Linked DNA regions of Homo sapiens: region 2 is linked to region 1. Evidence: chromatin loops called from intact Hi-C (ENCODE). Cell type or tissue: endothelial cell of umbilical vein. All regions are shown on one strand. Links, peaks and the distances in the headings refer to the core of each region. The heading gives the core; the rest is flanking DNA.

Evidence for each region. Peaks named below come from ENCODE experiments on the same cell type or tissue, not always from the same donor. Only the 100,000 strongest peaks of a DNase experiment are listed, where the experiment ranks them.
Region 2: a loop joins it to region 1, with 2.7 times the contacts of the local background. A loop is called at or near these places in 4 of 110 quality-filtered maps.

What each region holds. Positions count from the first base shown.
Region 1 is chr7:34,085,158-34,090,718 of GRCh38, reverse strand. It overlaps BMPER (BMP binding endothelial regulator), which reads right to left. Exons shown (of 15, transcript NM_001365308.1): 13 at 4,627-4,963. Among named protein-coding and RNA genes, the nearest start is that of BMPER, 180 kb to the right of the region's middle. In endothelial cell of umbilical vein, for the core only: a CTCF peak has its summit at 2,398 (motif pointing right); no DNase peak of the experiment used is centred there.
Region 2 is chr7:33,762,665-33,768,225 of GRCh38, reverse strand. No RefSeq gene overlaps it. Among named protein-coding and RNA genes, the nearest start is that of FLJ20712, 39 kb to the right of the region's middle. In endothelial cell of umbilical vein, for the core only: no CTCF peak of the experiment used is centred there; a DNase peak (open chromatin) is centred at 3,235; H3K27ac peaks cover 796 bases.

The sequences.
Region 1 (5,561 bases), core at 1,149-3,648:
AAGTTATACTTACTTGCAACAATTTCTTCCAAGATGTGAGTCGAGTTAGGGAAAAAGCCCATTGCTGGTATTTCATAGGCACAAGGAATAAAAAACTTTCCCCAGTTTGACCCACAAAGGCATAGCTCATCTCCTGGCCTCTCGTTGTGCCCCAGGCTGCCCAGGGCTTGTCCTATCCTGTGGCCTAAGTCCACAGCGGGAAGGTAGGTTTGATACTGGCTGCTAAGGATCTCCAGAGAGCCTTTGTGGTGCGAGTTTGCCTATTCCTCTTGGATTGCTCGGTTGGCATCTGGGACATGAAGGGAGAAGCAATATGAGGCTGGAGAAGAGAGATGAATATGAGATGAAAAAGGAGAAAGAAGGCAAGAACACACCCAACACTTTTTCTCTTCGAGGTAGCCTACATTTGAATCCAAATATAATCTAAACAACTTCACGTTAATTTTTCCAGGTGGGTACACAGTACACTGCCTCTCCAGCTCCCAGGAATTTCTATAATGCACTAATAAAGGATAATGCAAACAATTATTAAAGAGGGTTATCTAATTTGAGAAGTCAATTAGCAAAGCTAAGACTTGAGATGTGTTATCAATGCATTTGGTTAAAACTTTTCTGCAGTTTGTAACTAAATTATTTTGCACCCAAACATATTCAGTTAGTTAATTAAAGCAAGCTATGCTGATTGAAAAGAACTTAATTATATATCAAATTTTTATGCCAAATTAGCCAAAATGGGTCAAATTGATTTGTGAAGCTTAAAAAAAATTCCCAAAACAGAAAAAAATAAAGAAATATTGATTACTATGAAGTAATTTCTCATTCATTTACAAAGTGGTAGTTTTTCAAGTACTTACACACTGGACTGTTTACTATTAAAAATGTTAAATTGAATAAAAGACCAAAATAAATAGGAGTTATAAACCATAGACATTGCAGGGTGGGCACAGTGGCTCACACCTGTAATCCCAGCACTTTGGGAGGCTGAGGCAGGCAGATCACCTGAGGTCAGGAATTCGAGATCAGCCTGGCCAACATGGTGAAAACCCATCTCTACTAAAAATACAGAAATTAGCCGGGTGTGGTGGTGGGCGCCTATAATCCCAGCTACTTGAGAAGCTGAGGCAGGAGCATCATTCGAACCTGTGGGGCAGAGGTTGCAGTGAGCCGAGATTGCGCCACTGCACTCCAGCCTGGGTGACAGAGCAAGACTCTGTCTCAAAAAAATAAATAAATAAAATAAAATAAACCATAGACATCTCAAAAGTAAAACCTAATTCAGAGACATTGTCATTATTATTTTGACCTTATAAGAAGCATTATCTCATAATTATCATAGAATTTGCCCTGTGGGATTTGTTGTAAGAGTAAGGAAACCCAAAATGGGTAATATTTTCTCAGAAAAAATACTCTATTTGCATTCTCCCTTCCCTCTGTTACAAGACAGTGGTGCTCAGAAAGTTATTTGGGTGTGTTATGCTACTTCATTCTTTGTCCTTAAAGGAAAATACAGATATTTTTTGGAGAATGGGGGGAAAATAAAATAAATTTTTGAGTCTTGTAAGGGCTCAAAAAATGTGTCACAGCCACAGATCTGACTATACTTTTGGGTTCATTTTAGAAATTCCACCAATGATATCAAATGTACCAGCAAAAATTTACATGTGTGGGATGTATGATTGCTGATTTTGCCTTACTTTTTCAACATTATTTACAAGTACAATGAACACATGACATTCTCATGAGACAAAAAACAATAGTTTTTTAAACGATTGCAATGCAATCGTCACTTACACTACCTGGAGGAAGTGTCGCAAAAGAGAAACAGTTGATTTTGAGATTGTTCCACAGATGCATCAGGGGGAGTTTATGTAATCAGTCCTCCGTGATGACATCAGGAGAAAATGTGGACAATCAGAAAGGTAAACGGTGAATCCAGGGGCAAGCTTCTCCATAGAAAGTAAGAGATACAGGACAGCAGCACGCTCTGTGCCAGGACTACCGTGTGCCAGCGCTGTACCCTCCACTGGCCTCAGTCCTCAGAGGAGCAATCCTGCCAGGTAGTTACTGTGTATCAGTTCTTTCGATAAAGGATGTTGAACTCAGCTAGCCACCAGGGCACACTGCTAACAGTGGCAGAGCTGGGCTGGAGTCCAGCTTGCTGTCCCCTTCCCCACGGCTCATTCTCAGTCCATTGCTCCATAAAGTCTCCTACAAACCCTGAGGTTAGGTCCTTTCTGGAGCTCCACTGAGAAGAGAATATCTTTCCACATTGCACCTGGTTTATTTTCTTCTTCTGCCACACATGCACTTGGAAATAAGGGGGAGAAACAGGATCTGGCCAACACTGGCCACTCTCCCTTTCAGGTTCATGAAGGTGCATCCTCCTGTTGGACTGTGAGATCACCAGCAGAGGGCAGGGCAGGCAGAATTGCCCAGCTCTCCTTCCTGAGCTCCTCTGCCCTTTCCAGGAAGAAGTGGCCCACTGTGGAAGGGCACTCTACCATGACACAATGACACTGATCAGGAGAGCACAAGCCTACTTCCCACCACATCCTGGCCTCTAAATCTCCATGCACAAGGATCCCAAGAACATTCTCATGAGCTGCCCAACTCAGGGCATCAAGCCCTTTACACAGCTAAGCATCCTCCATTGTAGATGCTGTAGAATCATTAAGGGCAGAAGGGGAGCATTTGCCTGGCCACCTAAGGAATCCAATGCTCTTTATTCATAAGTGCCCAAGTCATCATTCGTAACTTCTGTTGAAGCGCTCATCATATTTCTGTTGCAGTCCAGAAATCATAACACTAAATAAATCACCGAAGGCAAAAAGCATAGAAATTCAAAAAAGAAACTAATCTCTTCAGACCTTCTCTCCAATTTTTGTTTTCAATACATCCCTTTGAAATGGGATAAAAATCAAAGGTGTAGGCTGCTTGGCCCTGGGAGAAGCACAGCCTTTCCATTCTATTTTAAGCAGAGAAGGGTCCAATCCAAATTTGCAAACAGGATAGAGGAGCTTCCAAAAGAGATCTTACTCTTCTTCATTACTGAATTAATCACGGAAGAAATGATGGCAACAATTATAGAGCGCTGACTATGTGCAGGCATTGTGTTAAGCACATGCATTCATGTTCATAATCTTACTGAATCTGGATGGCGACTCTTCAAGGTAGGTTCTTTTATTATCCCCACTTCACAGATAAGTAAGGTGAGGTTTAGAGAGCTTAGGTCATTGTTTTAGGTTGCATAGCTGGGCTGGATTTTGAATCCTGGGGCACCACAAAGTTCTTAATTGCTATATTCTACTGCTTTCCATCAGACCTTCAAGTGAGGGTTTTTAGATTCCAAATAAAGCCAGGTTTGTCTATCTAGCTGTTTAACTCACTGCAAAGTCTCACGTTAAGATCCCTCAGTTTCACTAGACAAGAGGTCAGTCTAGGGGTGGTACAGAGAGGAGAAAGAAGGGAACCCAGAGAATTCAAGTTATAACAGGAAAATGGCTTGAAGGAGCTAAACCCATGACTCGGAGCCAAATGGTTTGGCACATACAGCCATGTTCGGGGATTTGTGATGACAGGGACAGTCTTTTTTCCACCCCACTTCGAGCCGCCTTTATAGAACTTTATCTTTTATGTCCAAAGATCAAATAAAAAAATCATATTTAATGAGAACTAGGGGAAATAAACTGGTGGTAATTAAAGAGTAAAAATAACCTCTCTGTGGCTTCAGACCACAGGAGTTTTCTAATTTTAAGAGGCACAGGCAAATCACTTAAACAAGGCCTTTTGGGCTGTGTTCATCTTGTGTTTCCTCCCACACCCACAGTGGTTAAAGTTATAGGCAGCCATAGCTCTTGAACCCATGGAATTGTGTAGTAAATGGAAGTACACCCAGGCCAAACTCATCAACTCAGAAACACAACCTTGCAGTGCGGAAGTCAAATCCAAGTCTCCTTTGTAACCAGTTGCTTTGCGTGGAAGGGGGTTAAAAAGAGTTAGAAAAGGTTATGGAGTCCTGAGTCTTAATAAGAGTCCTTCCTCCCTCCATCCTCAAGCCCTGTTTCTACTGTCATCTGACTCTAGACGTGAAGTCTCACAGTTGGCCAAGATCCAAATAATTCTCATTTTGCTTCCTTATTTTCCATGTGCACATTTGATGTGGGCTAGACCATAAGGCAGACCTAAACTCTTCCTCAGGTAGAATAACCAGACTCATTCAAACACCCAAAGGCAGCCAAGTGACTTGAGATTCCGTTTAGGGGAACCAGCTCTGCCTTGTACTACTGTGGTTTAGGCCAGAATTTGGGAAGCCCTCCTCAATCTTAGAGTTAAGCTAACACCTGGAAAAACCCTGCAGTGTAGCCAGCTTTCCAGTAAACGTGCAGACCTATAAAAGCATGGAATTGCCTGGAGGACATCGCTCTGAAATACTTCTTTGAATTTCCCAATTTGGGACCTAGAATGGGGCTGACTCAAGATGAGATCAGCTCCTGGACAGCAAGAAGATGCCTACCCTGGGTTTTGAGCCTTTGTCCTGCACAACAAGAGATTTCATACACCATGTTCCAAGGTCAAGTCTATTATTGGTCTGCAACCCAAAACCATTCCCCAGAACACTGTACTTACCGGTAGAAAGTGGCGTAGTCCACAGTCGAGTGGCAGGTCTGAAACTCCCAGGATTTGAGCTTTTGGCATTCTCGATGGGCCCGGAGCTTTACCTTGACTGTCCCTTGACACAGTTCAGGCACTGGCTTTCTCTGAGGTCTGTTGCAGAACTCATTGGACTCCACCCTCCAAGATTCAGCAAAGTCATCCACATCAAACTTGAAGTTTCCATCTCCACCAATTAAGTCATCACGTTTATGTCCATTGTAGTTGCCACAAAGACCACAGAGCTTGCCCTTGAGATGCGGCGCAGCCATGACTTCTACAAAACTGTCTCCATCCCAAGATATTTCCAAACCTAGAGGAGGAGGAGAGGAAAAGGAAATCAATCACTCATTAACGCACTAATAATTCCCAAATGTATACATCCTTACACAGAACATATGACTGACTGTCCTCCAATAAGGAGCACCAAGGGTTGGTCCAAATTCTTGGTTACCTCTTAATCTCACTATAGTGAATAATGTGTGAAATTATCTGAGTCATTTGCTGGTTGGAGCTTAGAATTTTTAAACCGTATAAAGTTTGTCCTGATAACATCCTATGTACCCCTGGTTTGACCTACAGATGACTATCCCTTGACATCCTATTCTAGGGTTTATATTTTTCCCTTTTCCTAAGGTAATCATGTTGGTCCAAATCATGCCTTCATTTATCTAATGACTACTACAATGTGCAAATGGAAAAAAAAAGATGATTGTTTTTTAATGCAATTATTTACAGCCAGAAATTCCACCATGTAATTATTCCCCCAATGCCAAAGGAAAATTTCCAAATCATTTCCTATAATGAGAATACTAAAGCAATCAATATTTAGTTTCTGAATATATCCCCTTCAAAGGCAACACTGATATAATGAAAACATTTGCTCCCTCATTATTTTACAACCATTCCTG
Region 2 (5,561 bases), core at 2,086-4,585, 320 kb after region 1:
ATTATATCCATTTTACAGGTGGGAAAATGAAGATTCAGAGAGATTTAATAACTCATCTGAAGGCACATAACAGAGCTGGAATTTGAAGCCAGGTTGGTCTGACCTTAAGAATCATATAACTCTGTTAAGATGTTAGACTAGAAGCTGCCAGATACAGTGGGAAGAGCCCTAGGGAGGGGCAGAGAGTTCTGTTCCTATTACAAGCTTTGCCACTCTCTTGCTAATGTTGTGGAAGAGCCAAGAATTATCTGGGCTTCTCTTTTCCCATTGGTGCAATGAGAATAACACTGCCTGCCTTCTTGCCTCTCAGGAATATCATGAACGTCAAATAAGAAAAGAGGTCAGACGTGGTGGCTCATGCCTGTAATCTTAGCACTTTGGGAGGCCGAGGTGGGCAGATCACCTGAGGTCAGGAGTTCGAGACCAGCCTGACCAACAGGTGAAATCCCTGTCTCTACTAAAAATACAAACATTAGCTGGGCATGGTGGCAGATGCCTGTAATCCCAGCTATTGGGAGGCTGAGGCAGGAGAATTGCTTGAACCCCGTGGGGGCGGAGGTTGCAGTGAGCCAAGATCACACCACTTCACTCCAGAAAATAAATGCCAGGGGTTGGGGAGAGACTTTGAAATAGAAAAGTAAATTATTTGCATAATATGATTTAGTTATCTATAGATATCCCCAAAGGGGAATGCATAAGATAATCCACTGAAGTATAAGAAGAAATTATTCAAACTTCTATTTATATTTCATTTTACCTTAAAACAAAGAAAAATATATAGATATATTGATAAGGGTAGATGTACACAAATTCACAGATATTAGGAGTGGATGCCCTAAATTTTTTCTCTGATTGGGTGCATGATTAGAAAAATTTGAAGAGCACAAATTTATACAATAGACAATATAAATCCAAAATATTGTGGTAGGGTTATGGGTATATGAGTAGTAGTGGCCATTGTCACATAATGAAGCTACCAAGTGAATAGCTCAGAGCTGTGTTAATACATTATCAGATAGTTATTTTTACTGCTTAAGCATCAGAGCATAATGCAAAGACTATAAAAGTCATTTTTTTCTTTTTTTCTTTTAACGGGCTTCAATTGCAGAGTTGAATCATTCATTATTTTCAGTTCATAATACATTGTCATCATTGGTCCAGATAGGTTGAATTCTTATTTCATTCATTCATTACTCATTCATTTATTCATTCAGTTACAGTGCCATCAATGTCCATACACCCACCGCTCTACTCAAGAACTTGAACTGCTATTTACCTATATGTTCCTCTATTATCCTACCTCCTACCTCCCCACACAGCAGCAATCAGTATCCAGAAGTTTATGATTATCACTCCTTTGCTTTAAACAGTTGGATTACATGTATATGTATGCCTAAATTATAGTTTTGTGGGGTTTTTGTGAACCCCACAAGAGTGAAATGTTCTAAGTCTTGTGGGACTTGTTTTCATTTAATATCTTATTGAATGACACTCATATTGTTGTGGGTAGCTGTAGGTCACTCCACTTCACAGTTGTGTAATATTCTGTCATGTGATTTTACCATAAGCTCTCCACCCATTTTCCTGAGGATAGCTATTTGGATTATTTCCAGTTCTTTATTAAGAACAATACTATCTTGAACATCCTTATATGTGTATTTCCTAGTACTCCTTTATAAAAATTTCCTTTGGAAATATACCAAGAATTGGAAATTTGGGGTTGTAAGGGCATGCGAAAATTCAATGTAACAGAATAAAACCATAATTTTTCAAAGCACTTGCATGAATAGGTCACTTTCTTTGCCAGTTTATTCAGTTTTCTCACACACAAAGCCTGGCTACAATGACTAACTTACAGACAGTTATGAAGATTAAAGAAGTTTAACAGGAAAGTATCCAGAAACCTTTCTAGAAAACAGAAGATTATCAATAAGTAAGCACTTAAATCTTTCTCCTAGTTCCCTTAACACCATGCTTTATACAGATCCCTTGCCCTGTCTATCAAATCAGGGGGGTAAGACTAGGGGAGTTCCAGGCCCCTGCAGCTCGGACCCGTTGTGAGTTAGTGCCACAAATGCTTAAGAAGTAGACCCTCACTGCAGGCTCCAGGGCCTTACCCTCAGAGCAGGATGTGCTTTTCTGCCACCTTGGTATTTATTCCCTAATCCTTGGAGTGTATTCCTTAGAATTTCTGCAAAACTGGATGACAGCCAGCAGGTTCTTGATGCTAGATACTTGTTGAAATTATGATGGAGAGGGAAGAAAACCAATGATGAAATGGTACTTAGAATAAAATTCAAACTCTCTACCAAGGTCACGCGAGATCCATCCTGCTGATTTCTCCCACCTCATCTCTAGATCTTCGCTTCTTTGCTCTCCAGGTTCATCCCTAGTGGTTCACCTTTTGCAACCATTCATCTGCTCAATTCCTGGAACATTCCAAGCCATTTCCTGCCTCAAGGCTGCTGCACATGAATCCCTTTTGCTTAGAATGCTTTACCCCCAAATTTTTTCACAGCTGGCTCTTTCTCATGCTTTAGGTCTCTGCTTAAAGTCATCTGCCCAGAAAGGCATTCCCTGTCTTACCCTATGTGAAGTCATTTCACATTTACCCCAAATATTCTTCACCTCAGCCTTTACTCCCTTTATGACATTTGGCTACATTTATCATGATTATATATATTTGTTTTTTATATATTTTTTAATATATATTTTTAAATATATTTTTATATATTTTATTTTTCATCTCCCTTTCTTACTAAACTGTTAAATCTACAAGGACACAGACTGCTTTAATCGTTCTCATATTCCCCAGCCTCTAGCACAATGCCAAATGGTTGTTGAATGAATGGGTATATTAGTGACTACTAGGCAACGAGTTTTGTGTTAGTCACTCTACACAAGTAACTGTTTTCATTCTCTCAACAATCCTCTGACATGGCTATTAGTAACTTCACTTAGAAGATAAGAAAACAGGCTTGTGGAGGTTAAGTAACATCTCCAAAGCCCCACCTCTAGAAAATGATAGAGCTAAGATTTAAACACAGATCTGACTTCAAAGTCCATGCTCTTTCCTCTGAATCATGAAAACCAGAGGAAGAGGAATTGAAGGAATCCAACTGATGGTGGACGGTCTTTCCAAACTGCCAACCCAGAGTTTCCCTGGGAATTTCTCATTTTCTATGCTAAATCTTGGAGCTGTTAGTTTTGCAGCATTGCACAACACACCAATGGAAAATGTCACCTGACTTCTTCATCTGTTAAACAAACATTACGAATAGCGATTTGGCCAAACTCATGCTATTGTTCCCTCATCTATCACACTACGGTATTACTTATCAATGGAAAAGCATGTTCCCAAATGTCACAGCAGGACTTTAAAAGCTAAGTAGAACCGTAAATCATTCTTCTAAAAGCAACAAAGCTGACCTCTTCCTTAACACTCAGATATTTAATCTGTAAATTATTTAGCTTGCAGTATTTCTTTTTCCCAAAGCCAATAGTAAAGCAGCCACTTTCATTTCCTTTTATATTTCTCCAAGTGATTAGAAAGTAGCACTCTTCAGAAACATAAGCCACTTTTATGTTTTCTTTTTTTTTTGAGATGGAGTCTCACTCGTCACCGAGGCTGGAGTGCAATGGCATGATCTTGGCTCACTGCATCCTCCGCCTCCCAGGTTCAAGTGATTCTCCTGCCTCAGCCTCCTGAGTAGTTGGAATTACAGGCCCCTGCCACCACGCCAAGCTAATTTTTGTATTTTTAGTAGAGATGGGGTTTCACCATGTTGGCCAGGCTGGTCTCGAACTCCTGACCTCAGGTGATCCACCTGCCTCAGCCTCCAAAACTGCTGAGATTACAGACTTGAGCCACTGTGCCTGGCCCCACTTTTATATTTTCGATAAATAGACTAAAAGAATAGATTTCCTTGGCCTACTAGGTGAACTGTGCTCTCACTCCAGAAATGCAAACACCAAAGGAAAATTGCTGGAATATAAGTAATTTCCAGTTTTCAAGTAATAATGACACAGATACTTTTCTGTAGTCTATCATTTTGGAAAAGACCAGAGACAGCCATACACTTCTCTGTCAACCACATACATCGTTTCTCTCAACATTTAACTAAATACTGTGTCTTCCAGGAGCTCTCGCCTGACTAGTCTTGATTTATGCTGTTCAATCCCAGCACTGGCATATGACACACACCACATTATTAACTTCGAGTGTAAGTATTCCCTTATATTTTTGTTAGTTGTTCCAAAAACTTGCCACAGAAATAAGTGCCTGGTCTTCCCATGTTTAGATGGCAAGCATTTCAGGGACAGGGACAATTTCTTCTAACTCTTTGGTGCCCCCATACAAGCCTATGGACGCATGTGTTCATCCTTCTCTCCCTCCATCCATTCCGCAGACCTCCTCGGAGCAACTTTAAGACTCCAGATACTGTGCTGCATGCTCCTGGGGAAACAAAACTGAAAGATACACACACAACTTATACTTGATCAAAATGAAAAGTTGCTGATTCAACACGCTTGGGGAAAAGCGCAGCACAATGTTGATAGTGATTGTCTTAAAGGGACAGAGTTCTTTCTATTTCGCTTACTGATTTTTCTGTATTTTTATTAAGAATACATGTTCATTTTATATCAGAGAAAAGCTATTTTAAAAAAAAATCTAATCACTAAGTTGAAAGACCAACGTCAAATTTACAGAACAAAGAGGTAAATAAGAATGTAGTAAACAAGCACTCAAATAGGACTTAGCAGCTTGGGTCTGAGTTGAGACTTTGCTCCTGACAAACTGTGTGATCTTTTCAAGGTTTGGTGTCCTTAGTCTATAAACTGAAGATGAAAATATCTCCTTAATAGAGTTGTTCTAAGGATTCTATGAGACAATGCCACTGAAAATGCCTTACAGGCATTGAATAAAGAAAGGTATCATTACTGATGTTGTGGATTGCATCTGATTTCAAATGACAAGCTCTGGAAGTCAGGCCTGTTGCATATACCACTAAGCATATTATGAAATTATGAAGGTCAAGGCCAATTATGCCAAAAAGTAGTTTAAATGCTTGGTTCTCCCCACCCCATGGATGTCACAATTTGCTCAAGATGAATGAATACTAAAAGAGTCTTGCCAATTCAAGCGCCCTTCCTACTAGTAATTAAAACCCAGGCATTGCAGACCACAGAGAGAGAGTGGGTTGACAAATTCCTCGGGCTCATGTTTCTTTCATGGTCTTCCGGGCTGTATGAAATCACAAATATATGTTTGGATTTTATTTTCACAAGTCAGGGAAACAATAGGGAGCATGTTGATTTGTTTTTCTTACTTATAAAAAGAAAAAAAGCAGTGACATTCCATTTTCATCTACTAAGAAGAAATGATAAACTTTGGTTGAGAGGAGAACAAATTGCTTCGTTCCCCTGATCAGGCACAACGTCCTAATGTCCTGTACTATCCTGCTTCTATAATTCCTTCAATTGTTTTGGGATTTACTGTGCCCCCTACAGCTCTAAGGGGAATATTCACTCCACAAGTCACTTGCCTAACGATGGAAGCA